Linked DNA regions of Homo sapiens: region 1 is linked to region 2. A link is a loop called in an ENCODE intact Hi-C map of the cell type or tissue named here. Cell type or tissue: CD4-positive, alpha-beta T cell. All regions are shown on one strand. Each heading gives the region's core, and the rest is flanking DNA. Links, peaks and the distances in the headings are about the cores only. Region 1 overlaps IFIH1 (interferon induced with helicase C domain 1). Region 2 overlaps DPP4 (dipeptidyl peptidase 4).

Region 1 (2,926 bases), core at 131-2,630, 310 kb after region 2:
CTTAGAAGTCTTAAATCCTACCGCCCTCCTCCACAAATGCTCCTCTCTCATCAGACTGTTCCTCTGAACACATTTTGAGCTCTCTTGTGCTTGTGCTTTTGCTCATGATGCCTCTGAAACCTGAAATGTTGCCTGCCACTTCTATTTACAAATCCAGCATAGTGCTCTCAAGGCTCAGATGAAATATCTGATATTCCTCATCTGGTAAGCTTTCTCTCGTCAGTCTTCCTTCTTTTACAGATCTTCTCTCTTCATCCTGTAATATAGATCTTGCATCTCTTTTACCATGGCTAGATTACAGTTTCTTTGTGGAGGCATGTCACTTGTTTTCCTTCATTAGAGTATAAACTTTTTGAGAGTGAACGCAATTCCTCAGTGCTTGGTTCTCTCAATGATACTGTATTATCTGACCAACTCACCTCCTTCTTCCTATTTCTCTGGCTTCTGACCTCATTCACATCCTAAAATTGTGAAGGGAAGATCTGATAGTCAAAATTAAAATCACTGCTTTTGTTAAAACTCTGCTAAAAAAACAGCTTTATGTTTGTAGTCATAAACAGATATCATGAAAATAAATCCAACATGTATTAACTGCACACTGGGGAGATTTCTTTCTGTCTTTCTGTCATAATATTTATGTCCCCATTCCTGAGGTATGAATGGTAATCCTCCTAGGACTATTATGCAACTGTAAGCCATATAACTGACCCAGATACCTCATGCTAGGTTTCAAATAAAATACAAACTTACATAATCCTTTAACAAGTACCAATATCAGTGTCAGCATCAGCATCTCTCTCTTTCTCTCAGCTCAAATTAATATGTGTCTTTTGGATTGCCTCAGTAGTACTGCTAGTTCTCAATAATTAATGATAACTAAGTTTAGAAAAATTAAAAAGTAAAGGAGTGCTCTTACTTCAAACCAGTCCTGATATAGCATGAATGATTCTGAAACAGTCTTATTGTAAACTACTGTATCAATTATTTTTTTCCACTTAGGTTTCAAATGCTATGGTTTTATTTCTAGAGATTCTAAAAATCTCTAGATTTCTAGAGGTTAGTGCTACAGAACATTATTCTGGTCCTCAAGTGCAAGGATAAATTTTGTGGCACTTTTACAGAAATTAGTATAGACCAAATCTAAGATTGGACTTTAGTCTATAAAAAGGCAAAACAAAACAACAACAAAAAAAGTGCTATAACAGATTGGACCAGGGAGAAGAAGGCTGTTTTGTAAAGGTCAATTTTTAAACCCCTCCTACAGAACATGATCTATGCAAAATATATCCACAATATATTCCAAAGCATAATGTCACCGGATAAACCTAAGGAGTGGAACATATGGGGAAATATGAGAAAGAAGGTATTAAAGTCTGAAAACAAGCAGGTTGGTAAGCTCATTAGCTGGGGTGGAATTTTAAAATCTTCACGTGAACGAATATATAAATCAAAATATACACATGCAATCACAGTCATGCGCACTGTATATTCACACATGGCACACTCTACAGTTACATTATAATCTTTCACGCTGAAACAGTGAAATTCCATTGGCTTTATAAATGTAAAGGCGCCCTCTGCTGGCCAATCTGAGGCATTTGCATTTTCTAGTTTTCACAATAGGGCAGCTGTAACACAATGATTAAAGAAGTTTGGGGGGATTTTCTGCTCCATTCTGCATAAAAGTTTATACCAAATGCAATAAAGTTGACTTAGTTTTAAATGTCACTTAATTTCCTTTGATTTTATTGTAATGCATTAATTCCTAAAATAGTATAATGAAAAAAGGTTAATGTGAAGTAACTATTCACTTGTTTTGACAAAGCAGCAGTAGCAGACAAAGACTGACTGCACAACTAATTTAACTGTTCGCTTTTAGAAGTAAAATATTTGCTATATAGAAGTCAATTATTTGCTATAATTAAAATGCTTTTAATAGAAAATGAAAGCAGGCTTAGTGTCTCTCTGATGTTTCCTAGGGAAATCTGATCTAGAGAAACACCAAAGTTTTGCAGTTATCTTTTGTTATAAGACGACCAGTGACTTCAGAAAGCAGAACTATAGCATCCAGCATTAAATTGCCATTAATAGTCTGAGAACTGTTCAAATTTTGTTTAGAAATTGTTTTGGTAATTTGGAAAAGGGCAAATAAAAAATTGATATATCAATTACTAACCACTTTTTTAATGAGAAGCAATTGATTTGTAAACATAGGTGGGAGGAGGAAAAAGGACACATATCAACCCGCAAGTTTGGAGATATGATGAAATCACTCTCTAGAACAATCCACTAGAGAACTCTGATATGTCACCTCTAGTGCCAAAGGGATATGTGTTTAAAATTAGTTTCAAGGTGGGCCACTGTTACTGATGGTAGTGTGTCTTATCCATCAGATGTGTTAAGGGGTAAAAGGTGCTAAAACACACACACACACATAATCTTTGCATTAAAGCTATAAATAATTAATATTTGCATGCACTAAGACTACTATGCACTGAGAAAATATTTGATAAACTGGTTCAGAAATAATAATTATAAATATCTTAATTTAAAATTACAAATAATTTGAGTCTTTTCTTTATACACATAAAAATCATATTTACAGACTTTGTGACAAGTTTTTTTCAGTGCTATCTTGGCAACTATTTGAAACTTTAACCTAATATAATGGAATTCAAAATAAAGACTAAACATTATCAATATCAAGAAGATACACAAAACAAAACTACACAAATGCATATTAGAAGCTATGGAGCACTTTCACATTTACCTTGATTGTTACTTCTGTCAGAAAATGCCTATGCAGGCAAAACCCTTCCATAGTAAATTCTGCAACAAAAACTTCAATCAAAAGAACTCAATAATTTCTCTGGACTAATGGTACTTTATAAGTTATTAATATCAGTAATTCTTAGTCCTTAAGATA
Region 2 (2,903 bases), core at 404-2,903:
TGCTGTCCAGGATGTGAACATATATTACTACCGCTTCTTGATATACAATTCTGCAAAGATTGATCCAGCTACTCACAATGATTGAACTGTATTAAGAAACAGAATTTTGACAAGAAGAGTCCTACAGATTGGAAGGTCAGTTTGTGGTTCCAATGGAGGAGTGGGAGTTGAGATTTAATTAAGGTGAAGTGACTCAATGGCATGCTCTGAAGCTGTAGTTGAAGATGGATTTCACAATCCTCTGTCCATTCCTATGCATGACTCACCAGTCTCATGTTCAATTGGTAGATTTTTTTTTCCATTTCTTCCATTTTTAGGTTTTTATGCTGTAGCTCACCCTGTCTGGGAAAACTTTGTCTAGCAAATGGTCTGAAGCTAAGTTTAAACTCATAAAGTCAAATTTTTAAAAATGAGGCTGTTTTGCAAATAATTGAAAAAAATGATGTTTTCTGTTATCTGGATATTGCTTTGCTAGGCCAAATTCAGCATTTAAAATTATTGCTTTCGGTCAGATGTGGTGGCTCACGCCTGTAATCCTAGCACTTTGGAAGGCCAAGGCGGGCGGATCACCTGAGGTTAAGAGTTCGTGACCAGCCTAGCCAACAGGACAAAAACCCATCTCTACTAAAAATACAAAAATTAGCCAGGCATGGTGGCACGCACCTGTAATCCCAGCTACTTGGGAGGCTGAGACAGAAGAATCGTTTGAACCCAGGAGCCGAGATCATGCCACTGCACTCCAGCCTGGGCAACAGAGCAAGACTCTGTCTCGGAAAAAAAAAAAATTTATGCTTTCTTTTTTTCTTTTTTTTTTTTTTTTTGAGACGGAGTCTCATTCTGTAGCCCAGGCTGGAGTACAGTGGTGTGATCTCGGCTCACTGCAACTTCCGCCTCCCGGGTTCACACCATTCTCCTGCCTCAGTGTCCCCAGTAGGTGGGACTACAGGCGCCCGCCACGATGCCTAGCTAATTTTTTGTATTTTTAGTAGAGATGGGGTTTCACTGTGTTAGCCAGGATGATCTCGATCTCCTGACCTCGTGATCTGCCTGCCTCAGCCTCCCAAAGGGCTGAGATTACAGGCGTGAGCCACCATGCCTGGCCACTTTCATTTTTATAGTAATGTCAACCACAAATAGTCAACCACTTAAATAATTGACTACTTCTACTGAGCCATAAGAACTGCCAGAATGATATTTCTGATCTTATTCGTTCTTATATAAGCCTCATCATAGTTCCCTGGAATAAAATTATAAATTGTGTATGATATAAGTAACTAAAATTAGTTTAAGTTGATTTCTCAAAAGCTGTATGTATTTATGATAAGAGAAATTGCACATTATTAGGCAAAAACCTATGAACTGTTTAGCTTAACACATTTTTATATATCTAATTTTTTTACCAAAGCTGAACTCTTTCCATGTTTACAAGGTAGTCTGGGATTACTAACAAAATAAACAAGAGCCTTTCTAGATAAATGTGTCCATATGCCAGTGCGGTTTAGGTCTTATTCAAGACACAAGTCATTACTTCTGAAAAAATGAAGGCACATTTATTAAATGACTGGGAGAAATTCCATAGTATGTAGAATGGGAATAATAATACATAACATTGTATTTTATGTTCCATTTTTTAAAATGAGTCCAAGGAAGTTAAAATATTCTTTTAATTAAGACACTCAAAGAAATGAAATAAGAAAAATTGATGCAAGGACTCCTTCAAGTTAAGATTTGTGATACAAATATTTTCATCTTTTAACAGGGCAAGCTGATGTGTTCACATCTCAGTTTCAAGCTGCCTCTTTCACTAGGAACATCAGTATTTTTTTTTAAAAGCACATTTACAATGCTTTCCCATCACCCTTGCTGTGTTTTTGTAGCACCTATAGCCATAACTGGCACCTGGGGGCCTGCGTTGCTGGCAGTTTCCCTTACATTTCTTTGGAGTCTTTTCAACTGCTGTGGTTTTACTTAGAAGTCAGTGCTTTGCATATTTGATTTCCTGAGACTGTTTGAATAGTCTTTCTCAGAAAACTGTGCCAGTCTGGCTGTGAACAGCTCTTCTCCGAGGGGAGCTGACAGTAGCCTGCTCGTGTTGGTATGCTTGGACTTGGGTTCCCAGCCATGCCCTGCTATCTTCTCTCCCTAATCCCTCTTATCCTGTCCCTGCCCTAGTGACATCACTGCCCACATCTTGCCATCCCTTTAAAGAAGAGAACAACATTTGAACCAGTCCAGTTAGAAAAAGATTAAAATCCTGCTCAGGGAATCTATGCAAAGCCTCCATAAAAACAATTCCTATTTGTTGTTTCAGCAGCTGATGCAGAAATGATTTTAAACAATAAAACCCGACCGGATAATTCAAACTTCTGTAAGGTAATAATCTGTTGTGAAGACAGAAGTCCCTACTTAAGATGATAGGTATGAAATTTGGGAACAAAGGTAACCTTAAGTTTCTTGATTTGAGTGTGTATTTTAAAGATCATCATCATCTTGACAGTGCAGTTTTGAGATAATGAAAACAAAAATGAGTTTTAATAAGCTTTAAATGGCATGGTATTTTGAGGTGCTAAGGTAAAGAGAAACATTGTTTTATGAAGTGGCTCATGTGGGTATATATATGTTGGTGTGCTGTGCTGCTAGCTATTCCATGGTCTTCATCAGTATACCACTAGAGAGAGAAAGAAAAGAAGTTAGAATTAGGAAGTCAGTACTCTTCTTAAAAAAAAAAATACGTAAATTCAAATGAGCTCTCACGAGCATACATGGTATAAAACAGAGTGTTTTAATTCCTGAGGCAGTTTATAAACTGAAACGGGGTCAAAGAGGGGGTCTAATTTTCCCCCAGAGCTTTTCCAGGGCACGTTGTTCTGTCCTGCAGAAGTCTCTGATCCTCTTTTGCAGGT

The links. Peaks named below come from ENCODE experiments on the same cell type or tissue, not always from the same donor. Only the 100,000 strongest peaks of a DNase experiment are listed, where the experiment ranks them.
Region 1: it touches region 2 in a loop (2.1-fold over the local background); 24 of 110 quality-filtered maps call a loop at or near these places.

The regions. Positions count from the first base shown.
Region 1 is chr2:162,299,801-162,302,726 of GRCh38, forward strand. The region is part of intron 3 of IFIH1 (interferon induced with helicase C domain 1); the gene reads right to left. Among named protein-coding and RNA genes, the nearest start is that of IFIH1, 17 kb to the right of the region's middle. In CD4-positive, alpha-beta T cell, for the core only: CTCF peaks have their summits at 1,577 (motif pointing left) and 1,776; a DNase peak (open chromatin) is centred at 1,571.
Region 2 is chr2:161,990,717-161,993,619 of GRCh38, forward strand. It overlaps DPP4 (dipeptidyl peptidase 4), which reads right to left. Exons shown (of 26, transcript NM_001935.4): 26 at 1,529-2,668. The coding sequence ends at 2,567. Among named protein-coding and RNA genes, the nearest start is that of DPP4, 82 kb to the right of the region's middle. In CD4-positive, alpha-beta T cell, for the core only: no CTCF peak of the experiment used is centred there; a DNase peak (open chromatin) is centred at 1,965; H3K4me3 peaks cover 569 bases; H3K27ac peaks cover 1,599 bases.